2 separate regions of the Homo sapiens genome follow, and region 1 is linked to region 2. The links are chromatin loops, found by intact Hi-C in ENCODE. Cell type or tissue: mammary epithelial cell. All regions are shown on one strand. Links, peaks and the distances in the headings refer to the core of each region. The heading gives the core; the rest is flanking DNA.

Region 1 (8,341 bases), core at 162-8,161, 130 kb after region 2:
ATAGGATTATTAGTGATTTATCTGATTACTCTTCATTCGGTGGTTGTTTATTGAGTACCTACTTTTTTTTTTTTTGATACGGAGTCTCGCTCTGTTGCCAGGCTGGAGTGCAGTGGTGCAATCTCGGCTCACTGCAACCTCCACCTCCTGGGTTCAGCGATTCTCCTGCCTCAGCTTCCCAGGTAGCTGGGACTATAGGCGTGCACCACCATGCCCAGCTAATTTTGTATTTTTAGTAGAGACGGAGTTTCACCATGTTGGCCAGGATGGTCTTGATCTCTTGACCTTGTGATCCTGCCTTGGCCTCCCAAAGTGCTGAGATTACAGGCGTAAGCCACCATGCCCTGCCTCTTTTTTTTTTTTTTTTTTTTTTTTGAGAGAGTCTTGCTCTGTCTCCAAGGCTGGAGTGCAGTGGCGCGATCTCGGCTCACTGCAACCTCTGGCTCCTGGGTTCAAGCGATTCTCGTACCTCAGCCTCCTGAGTAGCTGGGATTACATGTGTACACTACCACGCCTGGCTAATTTTTTTTGTATTTTTAGTAGAGACGGGGTTTCGCCATGTTGTCCAGGCTGGTCTTAAACTCCTGAGCTCAGGCAATCTGCCCACCTTGGCTTGTTTATTGAGTACCTACTTTGTACCAAGCATTGTTTGGGGCTCTTAAGGATAAGTGGTAAACAAGATGGACACAGTCTGTTATTAGTTTTTTGTCTTATCTTTTCTAACTTTTTTTTGTAAGGAACTCACATTATTTTTATGGCAAAATAATTTCTTAAAAAAGTTTAAAAAAATCCTTCCATTGGCCATTTGTGTGGTATGTGTGTTTTATGAATTCTCCTTGACCATACATTTGGAGTGGGTGCACTCTTTTAAATTACACTGTTCTGTCCTGTGTCTTGTCCAGGTCTTGCACAAGATAGGAGGTGGCTCCAGGACACCAGTCTCCTTCTTAGGGTAGATTAGGGCACTGTCTGCCCTTTGGTGAAGCCAGCGTGGTCAGAACTCCCAGATTTGGTTTGGCTCCAAGGCAAATAGAGTCCTGCTGGGACTCTGCTGGCTGTTTATAGTCCTTTCAAGGGTCCGGTCATTCCAACCTTGGTGTCTATTTACGTTTGCCGTATGTTACTTGACGCTCCTTCATTCCCGTTGAAGCTGCCTCTCCCGGAAATCTCTGTCATTCCATAAGCCCTAGCTGCTGCCTCACCGTGCAGCTGACCTCATGCAGATTGAAAAACAAAATGTATTCTGGCTACATTTAAAGGAAGTTTTGAGGCCAGTTGATGGGCAAGGACTTGGCTGTATTACTTTGTGGGCGGAGCGCTTAAAGGGGGATCTAGCACTGGCTAGCACCAGATTCCAGGGCTCTTACACAAAAGCCTTTGTGTTATTTTTTCCTCCCTCTGCCCAGCTCTTCTCCCATGACTACTAATAGTGTCTCTCTGCTATAATGCACTCATCATTGCCTTCTATTTTTAAAATGCTAGATCTTGCATATGCCAAAGAACAAACAGGCAAGCAAAAAGCCACCGAATTATTAAAAAGTATTCCATGTTCCTATAATAAATTATATAAGTAAACATATGGATACATATATATATGTGTATATATATGTGTATATATATATGTGTATATATATGTATATATATGTATATATATACATATATATATGTGTATATATATATACATATATATGTGTATATATATATATACATATATATATGTGTATATATATATATATGAAGAATTACCTACAATCTTATTCCCTGGAGATATTTTGATACAATTTCTCTGTATACTTGTTTTTACTTTGTGCTCACATGGTTTTTCTAAGCTTTTGTTCTACCACTTATATAGCCTACTTATAGACCTTAAGCTGTGTCTGTACCAATGTTTTCCACCTAAGATAGACCTATTCTTTCTATAGAGAACAAATGCTATTATAATTTGGTACTTAACTACTTTTTCTAACTTCAAGATGGCCTCTTGGCCCTCATCATATGATCACAGAATATTTGTTCATTTCAAGGAAGCATTCATTTAGTTTTTCGTGTTAGCTCTAGTTATGTGAAATCTCTGGAGTCATGCTGGCCAATCTAATCCTTACTGTTTGGATTCTGTGATAACACCGAGGGCTCCTTGGGGTCACTGATGATCTTGAGCTTTGCACCAACCTGAAGGAAGAAGGAGGAGAAGACGTTCCTCTGACCAAAATCATCCCACACTTACCCTCTATCATCTGTTTAGAGTGTTAGAACATTGTTGACATTTGTGTGAGCAGTCCTGGAGCACAAATCCTTGATACAGTGTAAGTGAATGGACAAGCAACACGGACAAAGTTTAATTGCAGGGTCCATTTTTTTGCTAGTTTCAGAAATAAATTTTCCTTAGGAATTTCCTTGTTGTCAGTGTTTTCTCTCTGATTATTGAGTTCAGCTCTTTTCAGGCCAGACCTCTGTACATCTAGCTTTCTCTGTCTTCCAGAGTCTGATTAGTGTCACAAAGATGCCATGCAATTCCAAAGAGGCAAGATCTTTCTTGTTTCAGTGTTTCAGGTCTTTCTTTAATTCATTCTGTTTACAGAAATCATCTACTGCTACCTTCTTGGTTTTTTTTTTTTTTTTTTGAGACGGAGTCTCACTCTGTGGTCCAGGCTGGCTGGAGTGCAGTGGTGGATCTCAGCTCACTGCAACCTCCACCTCCTGGGTTCAAGCAATTCTCCTGCCTCAGCCTCCAAAGTAGCTGGGACTACAGGTATGTGCCACCACGCCTGGCTAATTTTTGTATTTTTTAATAGAGATGGGGTTTCACCATGTTGGCCAGGCTCGTCTAGAACTCCTGACCTCAGGTGACCCACCCACCTCGGCCTCCCAAAGTGCTAGGATTACAGGTTGTATTAACTATTGATAACCCCTTTATATATTTAGTTCCCCATACCAGTTCTTTTTGTTCGGCCGTCTACTTTTGGCCACACATTTTTTCCTCTTTTCACTGAGCTAAACTGAGTGCTGAATTGCAGTAATAATCTCATTTTAAATGTCTCGTTCATCTTTCTCTTTCCTGTGTTTTAAAATTTTATCTTTAATAGTGTACCTTACTATTTGTAAGTCACCTGCCTTCTCCCCTCTGTTTTGGAAGCAGGTAAAGTATAAATCATAGAGAGATCATATAAGTTGTCCCATCCTTGTAAATCTCTCACATAGTCTTATGCATATTTTCTGTATCTCCAGCTCAGTTGTCCCTCATTTTGTTTCTTTAATTTTATTACTTACTTTACTTGTTAATTTACTTGTAGACATTTGGATTTTCACTAGACATTCACAAGATGGTTTCTGTCTGTAGTTAAATAGTGGTGGGATGGGCATAAGATTTAGGGTACTGTGGAGGGGTGCTTTTTAATCATGTTGATTAATGTTGAAAGAAATGACTTGAGGTTTGGTTGATATTTATATTTACTCAGAGCTAATTTTTTGATTCTGTTTTTCCTTTTGTTTGCCTTCTGAAACTCCACTCGTTGTTTGATATGAGTAGAATTCTGTGTGTATAATCAGAGAGAAGAAAGTTCTTTCTCACTAAGTTTATGGTCAATCTAAGTAAGCAATGAGTTTAAAAATTACTTTATAGACGAAATTAATCTGGAGGTTTAGAAAGTGCATTGAAATTGAATTTGTTTCTTAGCTGGCAACTGATTTCAAAACTGAAGCACTTTTGAGTGCTTTGAGGGATGTTAGCCAATGTTATAGGATTATTTGAATGAACCCTTCATCCTCCATTTTGGTGTGACATTGGGACATTAATAATGAATGATTACTGTACTTGGTGGTCAGATATGCTATTCTGATCCATGTTTATTTCCCAGAGGGGCCTCTGGAAAAGGGCAATGAGGGTGGATTTAAAACCACAGTATTGGAATTCGATAACTTTAGTCTTGCTTTGTATGTCTAGGGCTTGCTGAAGAGTAGTTATAATACGGACAGTCAGTCAAGCAAGGAGCAGGCAAAATACCAAAATAGATTTTCATAACTCAGACATAAGCTGGATTCTGTGTTTTAATTTAGGCTCTAATGCTCAGCAATAAATTTTCCAGAAAATGTTCTAGATTGAAAATCTATCAGTACAAATTATTTGGGTTAGTGAAAGTAAACATAAGTTTATATAAACTAATTAGCAAAAATTATATGTTGCAATAAACCCTAAGGAATTTTGAAGGACTGAAATTTTAGTCATGCAAAGTTTATCCCCAAGGGAGGACTAAGTTCTCAGATGTCTTTACTCCCCCAGTAATTACTCAAAGGCTTGAAAGTGGAAGATTCTGTATCTTAGGGTGTTGGGGTCACTCCAGGAGGTAAACAAGATCTTGCTTTGTCAAGTGATGGAAACTGTCCATAGAACTATCTCCTCCCTTGTGGGTTTATATGAAAATGTAGAAGAGGATTGGTAATCTATTCAGCTATACTCCAGGGCAAAGCAATCAATCAAATTAAAAAGGAGATGGAGTGAGTAAGGTTCACATTCCCACTCTTATTTCAGATTAATAAGTGTATTTTCCTTACCTATGTCTTTATTTCAATTCTGCTAAACTTAAGGAAAAAACAATCAGAGCAAACACAGTTAATAATCCTAGTAACCAGAATTAATGATATGTTATTTATCTGTATACCTGGCTAATGTTACCTGGCCACCTGACATAGAGCCCTAAAAGAATGAGGGTGACTGTGGAGTGAGAGATCCCTGCTTACACAAAAAGAATGCTGGGAATCTGAGGATCCTGCTGCTTTGGTATAATTCAGTTGCCTGCTTTGATATTATACTTTGTATCCTTCTTGTGCATAGTTTGACATGCATTCCCTGACTGTTGTTTTGCCATGGAACTGACTTAACCTCTTGGTTGTTTAACTTTTTATTTTTTTTCTTATTTCTCACAAAAGAAATACATCTCTAGTGGAGAAAAATTTTAAACATACAGATAAACAGTACAATAAAAATCATTTGTAATGCTGCCACCTAGAGAAAATACTATGAATAGCTTTGACATATTTTTTACTTTAGTATACATAGCTATACTTTTTTTCTATATAGAACTCTTTTATAACTTACTTCTTTTCTGGTAACAATATGCCTTGAACATCTTCTGATGCGATTAAATATATTTTACAATGTTTTTAGCATCTGTGCATTTTTTTTCATTATGTGGAATACCACATCATGTTAAACTCATCTCTCTTTTTATAATTTTTCACCATTATAAACAAGTATTTGACAGCATTTCAGTAGGTAAATTCATTATTGCCTTAGAAAAGAATCCTGTGAATAAAATTGTTGGGTCAATGGGAGGTAATGGAGCTTTCCAAAGGTTAATCGACAGCTTGCCTTCCCATCTACCCGATATGAAAGAATGATACTGGCTTCAGAATCTGGATTTGTTGTTATCTAATTTTCAGAACCTTAACCAAAGGACTTTGATCCTATGAGGCTTCATTTCCTGTTCTGGACTCTCAGATGTGAGACCTAAAAACTTGTGTCTATAATATTAGCTCTCAACAGACATACTGTAGTTGTTTAAATACAAATCAACAGTCAAGCCAGTTGCTGTGGATATTTATTTATGTGGGGGAGGAAGGCATAGAAACACATCCTTAGAAGCTGTGCCATGGTCTTACTGATCTAAATAGATAAAAAGTACATCTAAGAAAGAGCTGCCAAAGGTCATACAATGAGTCAGCAATGAAATCCCAAATAGAACTTTGATTTCCTTAACTTCTTTCTCCCAGTAGAAAAAGTACTAATGAATAGGTCAGGAGAAAGCATTTGTAAATTAACCTGTAAGATCCTTTATACCTTGAAACGCTCCAGAATTTCAATGGAGTTACTAGAAATTTACATCAGATAAAACAAATCTAAACTGCTAATGGATATTGATAGATTCTTTACAAGATAAAATCTTAAATGACTGTAATGAAGAAAAAGCAACAGGTGGTATAGGGAGTTGAAAATGAGACTCAAAGGAATCTGTGTATACCTCTTGCCTGGGAAAGGATAAGTAGGAGGGTGGAGGAGTAATGGCCTGAACCCAGCATAGCAACTAAGGAAAACACAACAAAAAGGGCCTCTCAGGACATTAATCCTGGAGTGAAGGTGGGGGTCTTAACTTTCATTCTGAATGAACCATAGACCTTTCCTCCTCAGCTTGGTGGTATGGATCTGCACTGTTATTTCAGGGCCTGTGGCAGGGTGACCTGCAGGAGTCCTAGAATGTATTAGTCTGTTCTCATGCTACTAAAAAAAGACATACCTGAGACTGGGTAATTTATAAAGGAAAGAGGTTTAATGGGCTCAGTTCCACATGGCTGGGAGGCCTCACAATCATGGCAGAAGGCAAAGGAGAAACAAAGGCAAGTCTTGCATGGCGGCAGGCAAGAGAGCTTGTGCAGGGGAACTTCCATTTATAAAACCATCAGATCTCATAAGACTTATTCACTACCAAGAGAACGGTGTGGGGGAAACTGCCCCCATGATTCAATGATCTCCACCCGGCCCCACCTTTGACACATGGGGATTATTACAATTCAAGGTGAATTTTGGTTGGGGACACAGCAAAACTATATCAGAGAGATACCTTTCAATGTACCTAGGACTGGAACTCAAGTCTTCTGATTCTCACTTAGTACTCGTTCTACTACTTGGAAGAAATAACAGTAATTTTACAAGGTTTTTCAGAGATATGTAAAAACTTCTGGGTAACTAAAGCTTGGGCTGTCTTATGGGTGGAGTACACAAAATAAAAGAGAAAGAAAACAAAAGAAAATCTTTGGGCTTGAGAGTACAGGTCACCCATCTAGCACTGTCTTTATAGATGAGGAAACTGAGGCTCAGCAATCTATGGGGATACAGATAACCAATACACACAGGGGCCAAGAATTCAGACTCTCTGATGCCTAGCGTGATGCAAAGTGATCTAGATACATTTTTTGCTTCATATATTCTTTTCATGATCATCTTGAAGCTTTCGTTTCATGGTTTGTGAATTCAATATCGGTAACATCAGTATGTATTAAGACTTCATTTACATGTGGTACTAAACTCTGTGAAGCAAAATAGACAAAGTGCTTGCCCTACAAGAATTTCCTAAGGCAAAGAGACATAGACAGAAATGACCTATACACCACTGAACAAACAAAGCAAATATATAAATTGCATAATTTTTGCCATGTGAGATGGTGAATGAAGAGATGCTTACAGTCTGTTGCTTGAAGAGAAGACCCATCTTCATAACCCTGTGACCTACAGTAGTTACATTGGAAAGAAAAACAAAAGAGTGCTTCACCTGGCATACCTAGCATTAGAGTTGAGTTTCTTTGGTATATCATTGATGACTATCTTCAGTGATTTTTGTCCTTTTTGCGTATTCTGTGATGATCTGCAAAGACTAGAAGGTTTGCTGAGGCAGAAAGCCTCTCAGGGTATGCCTTCTAAAACCAAAGGGCTTTTCCCTCTTTGGAGGAGAATTAATGATCACGTGTTTTTGTCATATTTTTATTGAGCCTTTTTTTCCTTCTGGATGGACCTTGAAGATGGTAAAGGAACTTATAAATTCCCAATTTTTAAAACTGTATAATATGAACTGTGGTGAACAGTGAGACTAGGATATAAGTTGTTTGCTCTCAAAGACCAGATAAAGACAAATCAGAGGTGAAACTCCTCTCTTCTGTGCTGAAAAAAGGCACCTTGATCAGGTTTCTTATAAATACCTGTCCTAGTCTTTCGCTTCAGTACCAGTACTAGTAGTAGTATTAAGATAGTATTGCTATTCTGAAACTATCGTATATGTAATGTGAAATAAAACGAAAAGTAAGTATGAGATCTTCTAATTCTATTACCACAAATTTTTGGGGTGGAAGAAAGGAAATACGGATATACTATAGAAGATATTAGGTAAAAACCCTGTATTCCTGAATTTGAATTGGATATATCAATTGTGAACTCATAGGTGTTTTATTTTTCAATACATGTTTTTCCTAGCTCTATTAATGAAAAAAGCCTAGACACAGTGACCAATTCAGTAGTAATGAACAGCCCTATTGCCTTGATGGTGGTCTGAAAAATCTTTTCCCATTAAAGGAAACCAAGCCTTCTTAGAAAAATATCTGATTTTACATCACATACAAGATGAGCAAAGAAGCTATCAAAGATTACTATTACAGAATAGTCAACTTGAAGCTAGATTGAAGGAGATCCCACTGGCCAAAGATGGGCAACTCTCAATAAGGTTAGAACTGCAGTGAATCAAAAGTGGATCATATATGTTTAAATCCATGAGTATGCAATGATATCAAGTAAGACGACCAG
Region 2 (8,341 bases), core at 189-8,188:
CCCCATGAAATATCTTATGTGTGTTCAGAGCTCCCTTTGAAGTCCATATATGATCTTTGCTTTAATCCATTTTTAAAGCTTCCTTTGAAGTCAGTGGGAGCTCATTTCTGGAAGAGAGGAAAGTGGCTGAGGACTGGGTACCTGCTGGGGAAGAGGGACCAGCCTAATCATAACAGGAAATAATATTTATTGATTGTCCTCATGTGCATGATCTATTAGGCTGCACACCAAAGTGACTTTCAAACTGGTTTGATTTATTTTCTAGTGTTACAAAGCTATTAAGATGACCAAAACTAGTAACTGCTTTTTAGGATAGTATTTTTTGTTTCAAATAGCTGGGGAAAAATAATACTTATAAATGGAAATACTTTTATTTTGACACTCTCACAGACATCTCATCTATGTGAATTTTCCGGATAACTGAAACTAATACTTATCTAATAGAGCAATGAGCAATTTCTTTAAGGACAATTGAAGAGTGTAGGATTCTTTTCTGTCTTTCTTCCTTTTTTTTTTTTTTTTTTGAGACCGAATTTCACTCTTGTCACCCAGGCTAGAGTGCAGTGGTGCGGTCTTGGTTCACTGCAACCTCCGCCTCCTGGGTTCAAGCGATTCTCCTGCCTCAGCCTCTGGAGTTGCTGGGATTACGGGCATGCACCACCACGCCTGGCTACTTTTTTTGTATTTTTAGTAGAGACAGGGTTTCACCATGTTGGCCAGGCTGGTCTCAAACTCCTGACCTCAGGTGATCCGCCCCCTTGGCCTCCCAAAGTGCTGAGATTACAGGTGTGAGCCACTGCGCCCAGCCATGAGTGTAAGATTATTTTCTTCAGTATGAAATTACTTCAGACTACTTAGTTTTTTAAAGAAAATCTCATTAAATACTTTGGAGCAAGGTAGAAAGCTATTTTCATTTTTCCTGTGTCTTCTTTGCTGCTGTCAACCGTCCTCTGTAATACAGGTTCTCTGTTTCTATTCTGCTGTCTTATTTTACACAGAGTTGCCTGAGGAAGAGCCAGGAAGCCTGAGATAGATGTATACTTTTACATCAGAGTAAAGTATAAAGACTGTTTCTTCTCTCATTTCCTTTTTCTCTCCCCATATCTCATTCTGCTCCTCACTTCCTGTCCCTCCTCTCCTTGGGCTTCCTGCTTCTTTTCCTTTCCCCTTTGATCCTCTTTAATGATGTCAGCCCCTCCTATGAGAGGGTGTCTCCATCATTGTTTGGTATGTAGACTTTGGTCATAGGCTTGAGCTCCGTATCTCTGACTGGATCTTGACCTGGATGCCTCTCAGAACCTCAAACTCAACACTTTAGAACTGAGCTCAGCAACTCCTGTCAAGAACATTATTTTTAGTCTCTAGGTATGATATCACCTTCCATCTAGCTTCCATCTAGCCTGATAATCTGTGAATTGCCATTGACAATGTCTCCTCCCTATCACTCCACCTCTAATCGTGTATCAAACCCTGTCACATCTGCCTTAGAAATTCACAATCAGCCCATCTTTTCTACTCCTCTCTGTCTCTGTCTCATCTAGTCACTTATCACATCTTGGAGATGACCACAGCTGCCTTCTCTCTGGCTACTTCCTTATATAAATTTGTCTTTACAATGTTGCAAATTTTCTTCTTCACATTTGAAGCTCTCCATGTCATTCTCAGACTGAAGAAACCCATTTGTCTCTGCTGAGCATCTAAAGACTTTTACTATCTGATTTGAATCTCTAGCTCCTTTTCTATCCTGTGAGCCTATTGCTCCTGGCATTGAAAATGCACTTGGCAAATGTCTGTGTATCCTTCAAGACTAGAGGGATTATCCTTTCTATGAAGGCTTCCCTAGTGTCTTCAGGCAGTAACTTCCCCTTTTCTGAGTTCCCACCGGCCCCCCGTTCTTTCCTTACTTGTAGTACATGATCGAGCGACCTGTGGTAAATTGTTTTTATGTGTCTCTTGCACCAGAATGAAAGCTCCTAGAGACAACATTTTATAGTTTATTTATCTCTCACTCTCCCTGCCAGTGCCTACCTCAGATCAGGTACAAACTAGCAAATGTTTGGTGAGTGACTGAATAAATGAATGAAGATTTTGAAAGGTCTTTTCTACTTACATTTGGGCTTGAAGTTGTGTTTTATGTTATCAAAGTCGGTGGTTCAGACATTAGTAAAATATTTTAAAACAGATTCTTCCTTCAAGAGGCATATAGACAGAAAAGCTATAAAATTTCTGCCTCTCATAAGGGAAAGCAATCCCAACACACAGAAGGATAGAAAGTGCTGGTCCTTATTGATTTCCCCAAGCCTCTGTACCACCTCCAGAATTATTTGCTGCTAGAGTCCTGTCACGTGAGAAAAGCAACTCGCTACCATTAAAACCACTTGTAGTCAGTTATAGAGAGCAACCATCTGCTTTAGAACTTCGACTTCTCAAGATTTCTCAGATTTCAGTGAATATTTCACTTAAGACCCTCTTACAAAAGAGTTTTTTTTTTCCTTAGTGTTTTTAGCAGGCCTTATACATAAAACAAATCTCCAAAGTCCTATTTTTAAAAATTACAATTCAGTGGAAGAAACATGCCCTCAGAGCACCTAGTCTATGGTAGGAATAAGACAAATTTAAAGATACGTATTAATAGAAAATATCGGCTGGGCATGGTAGCTCATGCCTGTAATCCTAGCACTTTGTGAGGCTGATGGGGGCAGATCACTTGAGGCCAAGAGTTCGAGACCAGCCTGGGCAACATGGTGAAACCCTGTCTCTACTAAAAGTACAAAAAAATTTAGCTGGGCCTGGTGGCACACGCGTGTAATCCCAGCTACTCGGGAGGCTAAGGCAGGAGAAGTGCTTGAACCTGGGAGGCAGAAGTTGCAGTGAGCCAAGATTGCACCTCCACACTCCAGCCTGGGTGACAGAGTGAGACCCCATCTCAAATAAAAAAAAAAATCAGTAAGGTCTTCTTATGATATTTATGGAGATATTCATATTTACTTATGAAGAGAAACTTGGTTCTAGTTTCAGTGAAGTTTCTGGGTAGTGGTAGAGATAGAAAACTATCTTTTGAGTTAATTTAAAAACTAACTGAGAGCATATGACTTTATTCAATCAACATATAAAGTAAAAGTATACTTTGGTTCCACTGTTTGGGCCATTAAAGGAAAGGAAAAGAAAAATAAGACTAAGATCTGGAGGTAGAGCAGTGGGGGAACTAGGAGACAGTGAAGTTTACATTAGAGAGAAAGAATGGGAGGAAGAGAAGAGGAGGAAGAGATCAACATCTTCTGCTTTTTTGGCCATTCCTTTAGTTACCCCTATTCCTCCATAAACCTTCTATTTTAGTTCTCTGCTTCATTGTCCCTCCTTTTCTTCTAACTTACCTCATCTGGCCCCAAACCCTCCTCTAATGACTTGTGTACCCAAGGCTCCTCACATTCTTCCTTTGGTTTTTAACCAGTGTCTCTCCTCACCTCCATCCTCAAACCCTCACCTGCCTCAGGTCCAAAGTACTACTCACTGTATGATCTCGTCTCTTCCCTCTCTTTTCCTAGATGAATGAAAATTTCGGCCTGTTCATTTCCAGTTTGGTGGAGTCCTGACTTATCTTACCTTTGGTGTGTTACTTAACTTTCTGGGCCTCAGTAATCTTATCTGTGAAAAGGGGATTAGTAATACCTTACAAGATTGTGAGTCACCTAGCAGGTCCTTAGCAAACATTGGTTTCCCTTTCTGTCTTTTCTTTTTGCTGCTGTTTCCATTCCTTCACTTCTCTGCTGATACTAGTGCTTTTTGGTCCTCTCATCAGTTAAGCCATCTGCTGGGAATTTGTCTCTGGAATTCTGCTTGGAGCCTACCCCTCTGTCTGAGAGTAAGATTTCAGAGGGAGCCTCTGAATTGAGGACATTTCTGTACCAGCATCAGAGTGGGACATCACAGGTTCAAGTCCTGGTCCCACCATGTTCTCACTGTGTGAGCGCTGGGCGGGTTGCACACTGTCTTTGAGGCTTAGTTTCCTTGTCTATCATTTGAAGATAATAATGATTTCTACTGCATAGGGTTATAATAAGGATTAAGTGAGCTACTTCATGAAAATGTTTAGTAGAATGCCCAGCACATTGTAAGTGCTCAATAAATGTTAGCTATCATTGGCAGATACTTCAATTTAGAAAATTTGTTGAGTGCTTTGTGCCCAGTGACATGATGTCCTTATGCTTTTCATCTTTTCATCTCAGAATGAAAAATTGGCAGGATTCAAGTGCCAGTTACAGTGGCATGTCCAGAGAAAATTCTTGAGAGATGCTTGCTGGGTTTTACTGCCTGTGGTAGATGGGGAGTGTGGAAGTGTATACCAGCTTTGTTTTTCATGGGAAAGAAACTGTACCAATAGGAGTAAACTGTGGTACAGGGGAAGGATGCAGTGATTTGGATGTGGTTGCCTGGAATAGGAGAGATGTGGTAGCAGCTGGGCTGAGGAGAGTGGGCCCGCAAAGAGTGCTGCTGCCACCACCTGCACACCATTGGTATCTCCACCAGCCTTACCCTCTGGACACTAGCTTCAAAATTCCTATATCACCAGAGCCCTACAACCCCTGGTTTAAAAAAATTACTGCTTCAGAAAGATTATGCTTCATTCTAGAATTAGAGATAGAATTTTGAGGTTCTAATCAGGAGGGCAGATTTTATGTGTGTGTGTGTGTGTGTGTGTGTGTGTGTGTGTGTGTGTGTGTTTCTGTCCCAGTGAAAAGTAATGAGAGAAGCTGAAGATGAAACTACTTCAAAATATAAGCAAAATATTTAGTTGTGTAAAAGAAGAATTGTGTTAAAATAACTTTAAAAGAATATCTTTTATTTAACTGTTTGTCAAAAATAGTATATCATATACTTGCCACAGTAATAGATCAAGGCTTTTTAATAGAAAACAAGACAGGACTGTACCTGTCATGACTGTACCATGTCATTTCCTAATCTAGTCTGAAAAAGTGGGTGAATTATCTTTCAAAGAACTGTATTATTTTCTAGAATGACTGCAGTCTCTGAAACCTGTAACGTGTCACATACTCTGAGGCTGAGACAAAATATCTGAATTTGGCCCATCCCAGAAAATTCAGTATGCTTGCCTTAGTGACATTACAGTGGAGTTACATCATGTGATGTAACATATATAAATTCAACTGGGAGCATTTGGAAAGAAATTTAAATATCATGAGTAATTCTGCATATCAATTTACTCAATAAGCCCAGGCCTGCTCTGGGAGCTCCCTGGGGATGGGGAGCATACATTTGCTTTTCCTTGGTTGATCTCAGTTTTCTTGGGCCTCTCCTTGTGGGAGCATCTCCCTGAACTCAAGGTAATTCTGGTGTTTAAACATGGCTCCTGAGTGCAAGCCAACTTTTGCTTAACTCAAGAAACGGTCATCATCTGTTCCAATCCTAGAGGAAAACAGCATTACTGAGAGGCCAAGTATCAATCTCTCATGCGGCACTTTGCTAATGGATTTCAAAGTGAGCATCTTTGACCATATCTGCTGCCTTGAGAACTTAAAGTTCTGATGAACACTCCAGTGTTCTCTGCTTTTGCCATTGTGCATGTAAGTGACCAAGGGTAGGCTGTTAATGGACTGGTTCATGACGCACAAACAGCCACCAGTAATGTGATGTACAGTGCTGGAATTAGGAGCACCTGATTAAGAGTTAGCACTCTGCTAACTAAAGGCTTACGTTTGGTAAATGCTATGATGGCGCAAAATCCCTTAACTGTTGAAATGAGGCTATAGGCCCAAGAGGAATGAATCTTTGGTCAGTGTGTTCCCTTCTTGCTAGAATAATGGGAGGAGGGCTTTCTTTCTTTACTCGGTAAATTTTCGTGATACCGGAGCAATAGGTAAAGTCTCTAGGGTAAAGATTCTGTGTCTTACATTGCCCTAATCTGCAGAGTATTCAGGATGATCTTAAGACCACTAGAAAAATTCTCATGAGGGAGTGGGGGCTAAAATGTGGGAAATTCTAAAGTTGTCACATGTTTTGTTGTTGCTTAGTCATGTGAGGAGGAGAGAAGCAAAGGATAGCTGATAATGGCTACCTACAAGAAGTCATAGAATCATAGAATTTTGGTAACAGAGGGGACCTCAATGCCATTTCTTGAGTTTTAGAGGAGAAATGATTTGTTTAATACGTGGCAGAGCTAAGACCAGAACCTCAGTTTCCTAGCCTCAGGCTGGTGTTTACTTGTGTTATTTCAGTGTCTCTGATGCATTGGTTTAATAGGAACTGGTTTATCCTGCTTTGTGGGGGTTCAGCTCCACCCTTCAATGAGCTCCCTGAAAAGAACAAAGTCCACATTATTGTTACTTGTTTTGGTTTTAGGGGGCATGATTGTCACTGGCAAGGTGTGAAGTGTACGTAAATTCTGAAAACATTTTGTGCTCATATATGCAGGGGTGGGGAGAGATTAAAATGGGGTCTGTTAGGGTGGGTGGAGGGATATGGATGATGCCTATAATGAAAGCTCCAGTTGCAAAAATTGATTCAACTTATGGTAATGGGTGCTGATGGAATTAATGGGGTTTTATGAATATTCCATGCTTTGATCTGCTTGGCATTAGGGAGATCTGCAAGGAGCAAATTTGAAATGATAAAAAGCTCTAGACTACTTTTTTGGTGCTTCACCTGTCATGATGCTGTCGCTGGTCTTGCTTGGCCTTCACCTTCAATAAGAAACTCCATCTTGCCTCATGACACTCTGAAAAAAAAAAGGGTAGATGTAAGAGACATTTTTTTTAGAGAGAAAAGCCGCATCCATTATGCAGATTGGAAGCATTTACTTAAATGTTTACTCTGATTCAAGCTTTGAAGCCCCAGAATTCAGGTCCCATAGCCATAAAAGGAGAGGAATTCTTCCCCTTTATCTTTTGATGGCATTGGTTTGAACAGAAGTTCTGTTTTTACTAAGATTGTTATTTTTTATTTGCAACTAAATGTCTCTGTTTTTTATTTTTATTTCTTTTTTTTTTTTTAATTTCCACAGGTTATTGGGGAACAGGTAGTGTTTGGATACATGAGTAAGTTCTTTAGTGGTAATTTGTGAGATTTTGTTGCACCCATCACCCTAGCAGTATACACTGCACCCTATTTGTAGTCTTTTATCCCTCACCCCCTTCCCACCCTTTCCCCCGAGTCCCCAAAGTCCATTGTGTCATTCTTATGCCTTTGCATCGTCATAGCTTTGCACTCACTTATGAGTGAGAACATACAATGTTTTGTTTTCCATTCCTGAGTTACTTCACTTAGAATTATAGCCTCCAATCTCATCCAGGTTGCTACGAATGCCATTAATTCATTCCTTTTTATGGCTGAGTAGTATTCATCATATATATATGAGATATATGTATATCATATATGATATATCGTATTCCTATATATGGTGATATATATAGTATTCATCATATATATGATATATATCTTACACATATATCATATATATCACAGTTCATATATATTGTACATGTAGTCATATATTATAGTTCATATATTATATATTATACATATATTCATATATACAGTTCATATATTATATATAATACATATATTCATCATATGTATCTATATCTATATCTATCTATCTATCTACATCTCACAGTTTCTTTATTTGGGTTGGTTTCACGTTTCTGCAAAGTATCATTTTCATATAAAGACTTCTTTTCCTCTGGGTAGATACCCAGTAGTGGGATTGCTGGATCAAATGGTAGTTCTACTTTTAGTTCTTTAAGGAGTCTCCACACTGTTTTTCAGAGTGGTTGTGCTAGTTTACATTCCCACCAGCAGTGTAGAAGTGTTCCCTGTTCACCACATCCATGCCAACATCTATTATTTTTTTATTTTTAAATTATGGCCATTCTAGCAGGAGTAAAGTGGTAACGCATTGTGGTTTTGATTTGCATTTCCCTGATCATTAGTGATGTTGAGCACTTTTTCATGTTTGTTGGCTATTTGTATGTCTGCTTTTGATAATTGTCTCTTCGTATCCTTAGCCCACTTTTTAATAGGATTGTTTCTTTTTTTCTTACTGATTTGTTAGAGTTCATTGTAGATTCTGGATATTAGTCCACAGTCAGATGTACAGATTGTGAAGATTTTTTTCCCATTCTTGGGTTGTTCGTTTACTCTGCTGACTGTTTCTTTTGCCATGCAAAAGCTCTTTAGTTTAATTAAGTCCCAGCTATTTATCTTTGTTTTTATTGCATTTGCTTTTGGGTTCTTGGTCATGAAATCCTTGCCTAAGCCAATGTCTAGAAGGGTTTTTCTAATGTTATCTTCTAGAATTTTTATAGTTTCAGGTCTTAGATTGAAG

The links. Peaks named below come from ENCODE experiments on the same cell type or tissue, not always from the same donor. Only the 100,000 strongest peaks of a DNase experiment are listed, where the experiment ranks them.
Region 1: it touches region 2 in a loop (9-fold over the local background); 4 of 110 quality-filtered maps call a loop at or near these places.

Annotation. Positions count from the first base shown.
Region 1 is chr14:32,508,770-32,517,110 of GRCh38, forward strand. All of the region lies in intron 2 of AKAP6 (A-kinase anchoring protein 6), which reads left to right. Among named protein-coding and RNA genes, the nearest start is that of AKAP6, 180 kb to the left of the region's middle. In mammary epithelial cell, for the core only: a CTCF peak has its summit at 4,995 (motif pointing left); a DNase peak (open chromatin) is centred at 1,302; H3K27ac peaks cover 2,242 bases.
Region 2 is chr14:32,378,412-32,386,752 of GRCh38, forward strand. The region is part of intron 1 of AKAP6 (A-kinase anchoring protein 6); the gene reads left to right. Among named protein-coding and RNA genes, the nearest start is that of AKAP6, 53 kb to the left of the region's middle. In mammary epithelial cell, for the core only: a CTCF peak has its summit at 4,501; a DNase peak (open chromatin) is centred at 3,660.